2 separate regions of the Homo sapiens genome follow, and region 1 is linked to region 2. The links are chromatin loops, found by intact Hi-C in ENCODE. Cell type or tissue: HepG2. All regions are shown on one strand.

Evidence for each region. Peaks named below come from ENCODE experiments on the same cell type or tissue, not always from the same donor. Only the 100,000 strongest peaks of a DNase experiment are listed, where the experiment ranks them.
Region 1: a loop joins it to region 2, with 9 times the contacts of the local background. A loop is called at or near these places in 1 of 110 quality-filtered maps.

Annotation. Positions count from the first base shown.
Region 1 is chr3:168,248,020-168,253,019 of GRCh38, reverse strand. It overlaps the pseudogene EGFEM1P. Among named protein-coding and RNA genes, the nearest start is that of GOLIM4, 150 kb to the right of the region's middle. RefSeq lists silencers at 2,620-2,949, 3,620-3,709 and an enhancer at 3,080-3,279. In HepG2, a CTCF peak has its summit at 3,026; a DNase peak (open chromatin) is centred at 3,029; H3K4me3 peaks cover 979 bases; H3K27me3 peaks cover 2,382 bases.
Region 2 is chr3:168,618,522-168,623,521 of GRCh38, reverse strand. LOC105374200 (a long non-coding RNA gene) reads left to right here and starts at 4,203. Exons shown (of 3, transcript XR_001741015.2): 1 at 4,203-5,000. It also overlaps the pseudogene EGFEM1P. In HepG2, a CTCF peak has its summit at 2,460; a DNase peak (open chromatin) is centred at 2,471.

The DNA.
Region 1 (5,000 bases), 370 kb after region 2:
TCCAGTTTAAACCTACCCCCTCATTTTAATACTCAAGTACTTACAGCCATGAGAGAGGAGGATAATTTCCTATGAAGAGTCTCAATAAGGAGGAGATAAATCAGATCTTCCTTGTGAGGAACTATCCTACCCATAGCAGCACAATTAGCATGCCAACCTCTCTCCATACCCACCACAGAATGCCAACAGAACCATATAACTATGGCAACAATCAAAAAAGGTGGCACAGGTATCTCAACCACTAGGTAGAAGGTACCAGCTCTACTCCCACTGAAAACGCATTGAAGTGATTAAAAAGAACTTCTTAAAAACAGAGGCTGGGCCTGAGCGTTCTTAAATGGACTGCATGTGTTAAGAACTTCAGCTCTGGAATCCAACTGCCTAGGCCCAGATCTTCTGAATTTCTGGAATGTAACTTAACCTTACTGTGTCTCTTTCTTTGTCATAAAATGGTATGATAATGTGCCTACCTCATAGGGCATTTCCAGGATTAAATGAAATAATACATGTAAAGTAGCTAGAAATTTGCCTGGCATGTAAGAATTCAAACGGATTAATTGTTGCCTGTGATTTCTAATGCCTCTGTACGTAATAGGTACTTAGGCACTCTTCCAAATGCTGATTTTATGAATCTGCCTAATATTAGTTATTCAAGATTTCCTAAATGTGGTAAGACAAGGTCATCAGACAGATCAATTATCATTAGAGTTGGAATATTCATATTTCATCTTTTGCTTTCTTAAAAAAAATTTCTTTGGAAATGAGCTTACCTTCAGAGGAATACACCATAAACACAATGACTGCTGGTTAGCTGCACAGTTGTTTCTTATTTTCACTTGTCACCCCAGCTCCAAAATTTTCTCAAGTACAAGTTTAGCTACATCAAACTTTTACCTGTGTTAATGACCTATAAGTGCCAGTCAGTAAGATGATGCATTCTCATTAGTGGTCTTCACCTCATTAGAAGCCTGCTCTCACTGATAATGGACATCAGAGGTCAATACAAATCTCAGGAAGAATTCTCTTTAATTTAATAGATAGGCAGGTATGCGGAAGCCAAGTGCTATCTATATGTGGCTACATTTCACATGCCTACAACAATTGCAAAGGCATCTGAAGAAACCTAGCACTAAATCCCAACACGATTCCTGCTGAAGAAACCACCATTATGTCTAATACCAAGGAGAACTACAAAATTTGGATTTTTCCCATCAAGATTTCAGAAAGTACATCCTGGAAAACATCCTCAATGACATCCTGGAAAAAGCATCTGTATTAAACACTTAAGAATTCATATATTTTTTAATATCTGATCTCATCTCACTTGATAAATAAATGAGCTGCAGTAGCAGTATCCTTAAAAGAAAAAAAAATGCAGTGTCATCCCTCCAGCCTTTTCAACAAAAGAGTCAATATTGAAACCTGAGGTAAAACAGCCAAACAAGGTCAAAAGTGATGTAGGTATTTCTGTTATTTCTCAGTTCCTCTCCAAAGGGACTGTTCTGTCTCAGTGTGCATGGGTGATTTCGTGGCTAATTAGCCAACCTAGGATCCACTTAAATAAAGGCACTTGTAAAGGTAAGAGCATGGCTACTCTGCAAGCTTTCTAAAAGACAGTTTCTAAGAAGTGCAGGCTTACGCATGCACAAGCTATCCAAAGTCGGATGTGTTTTCTGAGATAAACTGAAGAAGAAAAGTCTAAATCAACCTTCTCTTCAAAATAAACAAGACACATCAATTCAAGAGAAATCACATACCCAGAAACGTGGCATTTTTGCCAAATACATATCTACAAACTATGTAGGCAAGAAGTTCTGAGATGCCACTGACACCCTGGCCATGTGTCAAGATTGAATCTCACATGAAAGAAATGAAATATGGAAATGTAATTTGAACCCTGAAATCGAATTTTTCTTACAGGAAAAAGTAAAGCCTCAGAGATCTATGGATGGCTTTGTGTACTTATCTAAGCCATTTTTCTATAATAAAGTATTCACATTTCAGAAAGGCAAAGGTGAAGCAGAGTAGGAGCAAAATGGCAAAAATGTTTACATGTTCAAAATATTCTGGTGTCTATTCATAACCGCCCAGGAGCAGAAATCGAAAAGCAGAATTAGATCTGTTTTCTCTCTCAGGTGGTTCGATGATGATTCCGCTGAGGCTACAGAATTCAGGTGAAACTTCTCCAGCCAGTCAAGAGGACTAGGCAATTTGTAAAGACTTAGACTTCCCGTGAGCTCCTCGCTAATGGTTGACACGGTGACAAGAATTATCTCCTAGCTTTCATGATTTCTAATCCGGAATGAAACCATGCCCATCCTGAGACGATGCGTTTGAGTCACCTTCCTACTAACTCTTCAGTTCTCTAATAAGGGGACTAGCAGCTAAGTGGCCGAGCACTCAATCCTTCATATACTCATCTCCCCAGCTCCTCACTTCGGCAGACGAGCCAGGATTTGCCTCTGGTCAAACCTGTGGAATAAACCACTCCGTCCGACTCGGCGATACTTCCCCCAAAAAAAGAAAGAATACATGTGCACGAACTCATTGGTCTCTACAAAGAAAAAAATGTCAAACTCGGTGTTCGACAGGATTTCATTCACAACCCTGTCACAAAGTGGTAGTCATTAGCCAATTACTCTTAAAACAGAAAAATAACGAAAACACACACATACCACGCGCGCACACACCCAAACCTGGGGGCGGGGGACAAAAATCTGTCAGGCGCTGAGGAAGTACCGGGTGGAGAGCACACCCGCCCCGGTCGCGGTCTCCGCTCCCGGGCTGGCGCTCCCCAAGGACTAGCTGGGGACTGCGTTCCGCCGCGCTCCGCCCGGGACAGCCCGCAGCCCCCGCAGGTGTCTGTCCCCACCTCCTGCCCCCCATCCCTTCCCGGGCTCGGGCCGCGGTGTCCGCACCAGGTCCGAGGTGGGGCGGGGCATACTGTTGTCTGCTCTCTCCAAGCGTTCCGGAGCGCGCGGGCGCCACTTACATGCCCAGCCGGAGCTGTAGGGCGCTTCCTGGCGGCCAGCCGGCAACCGCCCAGGCAGAAGCACCAGAGCCACAGTCGCGAGGACATCTCGGCGAGGCTGATCCGCCCTGGCCGCCGCCCGGGCTGCGCGCGGTGCGCCGTTCCGGCTCCGCAAGTCCGAACCCGGCGCAGAAGTTGGGCTTGTCGGGCAGAAGTTGGTGCAGGGCTCGTGAGGCTGGCGCGGCGCGTCTGTCTGCGGAGGGAACGGCAGCAGCTTGGCCCCAACAGGCGTCACAGGCGTCTGGGAGCGCGAGGAGCGGCCGGGCGAGCCCCAGAGGCTCGGTGGCCGCTGAGCTGCATGCCCCTGCTCCGCCGGGAGCAACTGAAACCGAGTGAGCCCAGTGGCCCAGCAGCCCCCGCAGCCCCGGTGCCATGGAAACGCGCTCGCCGCCCTCCCGCCCCAGCCCCTCCGGAGCGCTTAAAGAGACAGCCCCGCCGCCACCACGGGCTTGAGGCGCTGCTGGGCGTCCCCCACGCCCTGCGCCCTCCTCGACCCCTCCTCTTCACCCAGCCGCGGCGGGGGCTGGGCGCTGGGGGCTGGAAGGGCAGCTGGGACGCAAAATAAGGGGCTTCGCTCAGTACTCAGCCTAACTCTGCTCCCACCTCTTCCTACCCGCCCCCCTCCCAGCATACACACTCAAATCCCGCCAAAGAGCCCAAGCAGTCCTGGCTTTTCCTCTCAAACATCAGCCTGCTCAGAACCAAACCAGTTGTGCACGAGCAGAGACCAAAAGAAGGCTGACTTTTGATTCTCTTGTTCTGCTTGGTCCCCACCCCGAGTCTGGGGAGTCGGTTAGAGCACTAGGCTGAGGGAGGTGTGTTTGAAGTGGGAACCAATTGTCAGTTGATTGAGTCAAATCTGCCAAATCGACAGTTGCAGGACATATCGCCGGCTCATCCAGAAATCCTCCTCACTCAAAACGGGGTCATCTCTCTTCGTTTTATTTGGCTATCATCTCACCCCCTTTAGGCACCAGAGTTATAAGGAGGAGCCAACGCTTTTACAAACTTAATCCCTCCTTTCCTTCAAACCAGCTCCTTTCCCCCAAATATAAGGAGGAACAGCCAGTCGCGAGCACCATGGCCCCTCCAGAGACGAACAGCGTCCGCTCCTGCTCGGAGCGGGAAGCTCTCTGGCTGCGGTGCTGGCCAGCGCAGCCTGGGACGCACGGCCAAGCGCGATGCAGTCGCCAGCAGCTCAGGCCGTAGGCTGTGCCTCTGCCCGGTGCCAGCTGTTGTCTGGAAGGCCACAAACCTCTGGAGTCTGTTTCGTGAAAATAAAAATCTATGGTGCATCGTGCCCTCCAACAAAGGACAGCCCAGGCTCCGAAGCCATAATCTGCTGTTTATCCCTGAAAAAAAAAAAAAAAAAAAAAAATCAATCTGCAGTGGGACGACTTTTTTCTTTGATTCCTAAACTTACCAAAAGTGGCTCTCCAGTGACTCATTCATAGTTAAATACTGTACTTAAAGTGGTACCACCTGATTTCCTCAGTTCTGGGAGCCCTAAAAGGACCTTTCCCAAATGGTTATGTGGGCTCCCTCTTGTCCTGAATATTTGAAATAACCATCTGGCTCTTAGTTTCAGTGTTTTGAGCCTTTGTTCCCTTTGTTTTTTTTTTGTTTTTTGTTTTTTTTTTTGACGGAGTTTGGCTCTGTTGCCCAGGCTGGAGTGCAATGGCGAGATCTCGGCTCACTGCAATCTCCGCCTCCTGGGTTCAAGCGATTCTCCTGCCTCAGCCTCCTGAGTAGCTGGGACTACAGGCGCGCGCCACCACGCGCAGCTAATTTTTTGTATTTTCAGTAGAAACGGAGTTTCACCATGTTGGCCAGGATGGTCTCCTGACCTCGTTATCTGCCCTCCTCGGCCTCCCAAAGTGCTGGGATTACAGGCGGAGCCACCGCGCCCGGCCCATTTGGGCTTTTACAGAAGGGATTGAGAAGCAAACTTTTGTCGTTTCTCTGAAAA
Region 2 (5,000 bases):
ATCAAGTATAGTTGTGTAATCAGAGAAATTTAATCACAGCAGGCAAATGTGATATATTTGTATTTATACAATTTTGTGGATTCACTGGCAGAATTGTCCTCAGAAAATACAAAAGCAATAAAAGCATTCCTATTTTATATGCTTTATCTCTAAGCCATTTAATTCTTGAAGGTCTTTTTTTTCTTGGTCATTTTTTTACCTCCTCCCCAAATCCCACAGAAAACTCATTTTTGTGGGATGTCACAGCAAAATACTCAGTACTATTACCTTATTAGAGTGTTCTTTTCAGTCTGTCCCTAGTTGATTAGGATTAATAGAAGACACATATGCTCTCAGGGAAAAATAAGCTGTTTTATCTGAAATGTTTGATTATAAGACGCGGCCCTTCATTTGAGTTTCTGAAAGGGAACAGGATAGAATAGCTATGTCTAAAGATGAAGCCATGAACAGCACTAGTGCTGTCAAGTTCTGTGACATTAGCCAGAGCTTTGCTGGCTCATGAATAAGTTCTCAAATATAAGAAGTCATGTGGTCAGCTGAACTCCCATAAAAGATCTAGTAACCTGTTAGGAGGTCATAGAGTTTATCTTGAACAAGAGTCTGGCTAGGAGCTTGCTGTCTTTTGATTTTCTGATGAAGTGATGGATGAGAAGAAGAGGTCACCCAGGCAGTACAAAGCCAAACCACGCCAAAGCAAAAAACCTCACAGAAACCTTAGCTGGCCCACATTATTCGCAGCAAGAGATTTCTGCTTTGCACTGATTACTCATAAAACCTTTTTCCCTGAGCAAAATTTATTTTTTGCTACTGTTGTTCTATAATTAGGTGTTTTTGCTGGAATTAGAAGCAAACGTGAAAAAACCGTTCTCACAATGCATTTGAAAATGGCATCTGAGTTATCATTGGTGAAGCTGAATTAAACTACATAATTTATCATTATGACTGTATACCTGTGTTTGCCCTGGAAACTCCACTTAAGTATAATAAAAAAGAGAAAAAACATGAATCATTAGACGGTTACACACACACACACTCCTTATACATTAGTACTTTGTATAGTTTCTTTAACATCTGTATATAATGATTTTTCTATATTCAACCTGATAGAATGCAAATATATTCATCCATATAATAATGTTACCTAAGATATTCAGAACTCCATCATCCTACAATTTAAACTGCAGAAAAGTTTCTCTTTGATAAAAAGTGAATCTTGGTACAAATATATTGTAAATGGGAAGAAAACATACCCAATTTTCACCTTCATGTACTAAAGAATCTCAATCTGATTTCTAATTCCTTTTTGTGAGCATATTCATAAAAGAAATTAGATATCATTCTTCCTCCCCAAGACACACAAATAAACCACATCTATTTGAATAAACTTTTGTACTTGACCTGGGAGTCCAAATGCCTGTTGGGACAAGGCAGTCAACAGAAATGAGTGAAGCAGGCACTAGATGCAAATGACCAGTCTACACCATGAGTGGTGGGCAAGAGTAAGATTGTCCACAAGAAGAAAGCTGGCCTAAGATTGTCAGATCTTCTGCTATGTTAAGAGAAGCTGTAAATTTTATATAAAATCTCTTTTTTTTAAAAAAACAGGACCTTGCTCTGTTGCCCAGCCTGGAGTGCAGTGGCACAATCATGGCTCACTGCAGCCTCATCTCCAGAGCTCAAGCAGTTCCCCCACCTCAGCCTCCTGAATAGGTGGGACTACAGAAGCACCACCACATCTGACTTTTTTTTTAAGTGAAGATAAGTTCTTGCTATGTTGCCCAGGCTGGACTTGAACTCCTGGCCTCAAGTAATCCTCCTGTCTCAGCCTCTCAAAGGGCTAGGATTACAGGCGTGAGCCACCACACCTGGCCCTGAAATCTCTAGATATAATTTGGATGTGTATACCCTCCAATTCTCATGTTGCAATGTGACCTCCAATGTTGGATATGGGCCTAGTGGGTGGTGTCTGGGTCATGAGGGTAGATCCATTATGAATGGCTTGGTGGCATCTCGTTGGTAATGAGTGAGTTCTTGCTCTGGCAGTTCATGTGAGAGCTGGTTGTTTAAAAGAATCTGGGATCCCTCCCTTCTCTCTCTTGCTCCTTCTCTCACCATGTGATATGCTTGCTCCCTTTGGCCTTCTGCAGTGATTGTAAGCTTCCTGAGGCTTTCACCAGAAACACACGCTGGCACCACGCTTCTTGTATCGCCTGCAGAGCTGTGAGCCAAAATAAACCTCTTCTTTATAAATTACCCAGCCTCAGGTATTCCTTTACAGCAACATAAAATGGACTAATATGTCTGCTAATTTTTAAATGTTGGCATAATTTATACGAACCAAACAAAGCATTCTTTGGGCTGATTTGGCACACAGGCTGATAGTTTGCAAACTGTTCTGTACTACGGCTGCTGTCTGTATTATCAAGTCCAGAGGGTAAACTTCAGTGACAGGCTATGGCCAGAAAGGGGCGACAGAGGGTCACAGAACCAAACCAGGCCTATTAGATTCATACTCCCAGCTGCCACTGGGAAAACCTGTCCTGGGTATGGGGCGCTCCCAATTAAATCAAGCCAAATCAATAAGTTGGAGGTTGCTGGATACGAGGCAACAAGTAGAGAGAAATTAGGGTGAGGGGGAGATGCCAAGGAAACCAGGTTGTTTCAGAGGACACTGGTGAGCTAAGGGGCCCAAAGAAAACTGTTTTTTCAAAGACGATCAGATATCAAATAATATTCACAAAGGGAGAAATGATGAAGTTTCAGGAACAGCACTGAGAATGAATGAGCTCTTACAATGTTTATGCAAAAGTCAAAATCTTCAAGCCACCTATCTTGGCTTCTTAAAATCACCAGAATGGGCCCCAGAAAAAAAGGGCCTAATAGAACATGTGCCTCTGTGAATAATTTAACTAGTGTCACAGCAAGTACATATTTTGCTAGCTGATAAATTAATAAAGGAACAAACAAGTTTTGTAGTTTAAGAGTTGGTATAAATTATTGTGCAGAAATGGCAACTGAAATGTACAAGAGTCTTCTATAGTAATCCATACTTACTTTACTGTTATCCCTTAGATGTTTAAACATGAAGATAAAAATCAAAGCTCTCAGTTTTATGTTAATGTTTTTCAATACTCTCACCTTTAGCTGCAGAAATATGGCATACATGAAAGAAAAATGGGGCAAAACCTACTATGCCACCTTCAGAACCAACCCATTACATGTGAAGAACATTCTTTCAATAACTTGAGAACCTTCTTGAACCCCAAGTTTCGCTGCCTTGACACTTTGAGAAGGCTGGAGATGATTGCTAGCCCAGAGAACAATGCTCAAAAGTAGGTTCAGCATGAGGTCATCAGGAGGATGTGTTGGGCTGGGTAACTGTATTTAACTTAGAAGATGAGCAAGGGCAAGAACACCACCATGACCACCTCCAAGGTAGAGAAAAATAACTTTGTTTCCTGAAATAATCTGTTATTTAAAGAGCGAATGAGAACTGGGTGTCTGGATTGGGAGGCAAGGCCTGGCCAATAAAAGCAGTAAACAGAAATTGTTACTCTGTCTAGAAAATAGCACCTAGATTTTAAACCAAACTACTTTGCAAAGCCTGAACTATACAGGGAGGAAGGAAACAAAATCAGATTCCCTATGGCCCTCCTTCAGCCAGCTTTAGTTCTCTTTCACAGTTCCAGCATAATATGGTTTTAAGAGTGAATAGTATTCAACACATGCTTTGCATAAGGACTCATGCTTTCTTTACCATAATCCTGGCAGACTTTAGGGTCTACATGTTTCAAAATGGAAAATGTAGCTCAGTGAAGTTGTCATTTGCTCATGGTCACTGAATTGGTAAGCAGAAATGGCAGAGCTGAAACCCAGTAATTCTTTAGATTCTTAGTGTAATGATATTTTAACTGCACTTACATTTTTTATGCTGTGTATGTATATATTCTTTCATGTTCTCCCAACTGTTTGTTATGTTCTTTATCCTGATCAGTCTGATTTCTCTGATCCTGCTGTCATGGGGTAATTGCTCCTCTCTCAGTCGAAGACACCTAATGATGCATCATTTGCTGATCATGATATTGCAGGCCAAGGTTACGATCAACTACTAAGGGGACTTGCTGGCTTGCTTCCCATAAAGTACAGGGCAGTGTGAACCCTGAGGATCTGAGACAGGTCTCAGTTAATTTAGAAACTTTATTTTGCCAAGGTTGAGGATGTGTGCCCGTGACTCAGCATCAGGAGATCCTGATGACTGACATATGCCCACGGTGGTCAGAGCACAGTTTGGTTTTATACATTTTAGGGAGACATGAGACATTAATCATCATATGTAAGATGAACATTAGTTCAGTCCAGAAAGGCAGGACAACTCCAAGCCAAGGTGGAACAACTAAAAGTGGGGAGGGGGCTTCCAGGTCATACATAGGTAAGAGACAAATAGTTGCATTCTTTTGAGTTTCTGATTAGCCTCTCCAAAGAGGCAATTAGCTATGCATTTATCTCAGTTAGCAGAGGTGTGACTCTGAATAGATCAGGAGGCAGGTTTACCCTAAGCAGTTCCCAGCTTGACTTTCCCTTTAGCTTAGTGATTTTGGGGCCCCAAGATTTATTTTCCTTTCACAAAAAATAGGAATAACAACACAAACAAATCCTCAAAATGAAGAAAGTAAATTGTGATACTGTCACAACAATAGAACTGGAGAAAAGCTGGGGGAGTCTAGCACTGAAGACCAGAAGAGATAAAAGCTGGAGTGTTCAAATTTGAAAGAAATCAGTGAATTTCAGAGAAAGGGAAACCGACATGCACATGATAAAAATTAATTTCCATTTCTTGTTTTATATGTCCCTAAAGTAGCATCAGGGAGGAGAAGCAATTTGGCAAATGTATCTTTTGTGTTTAAACATCAATTTGATTTGTTATAGATACTTGTCTTTCAAATATTACATTTTCCATAACTAGAAAAGACTAGAAAAATAAACTTTCTAAACTGTTTATA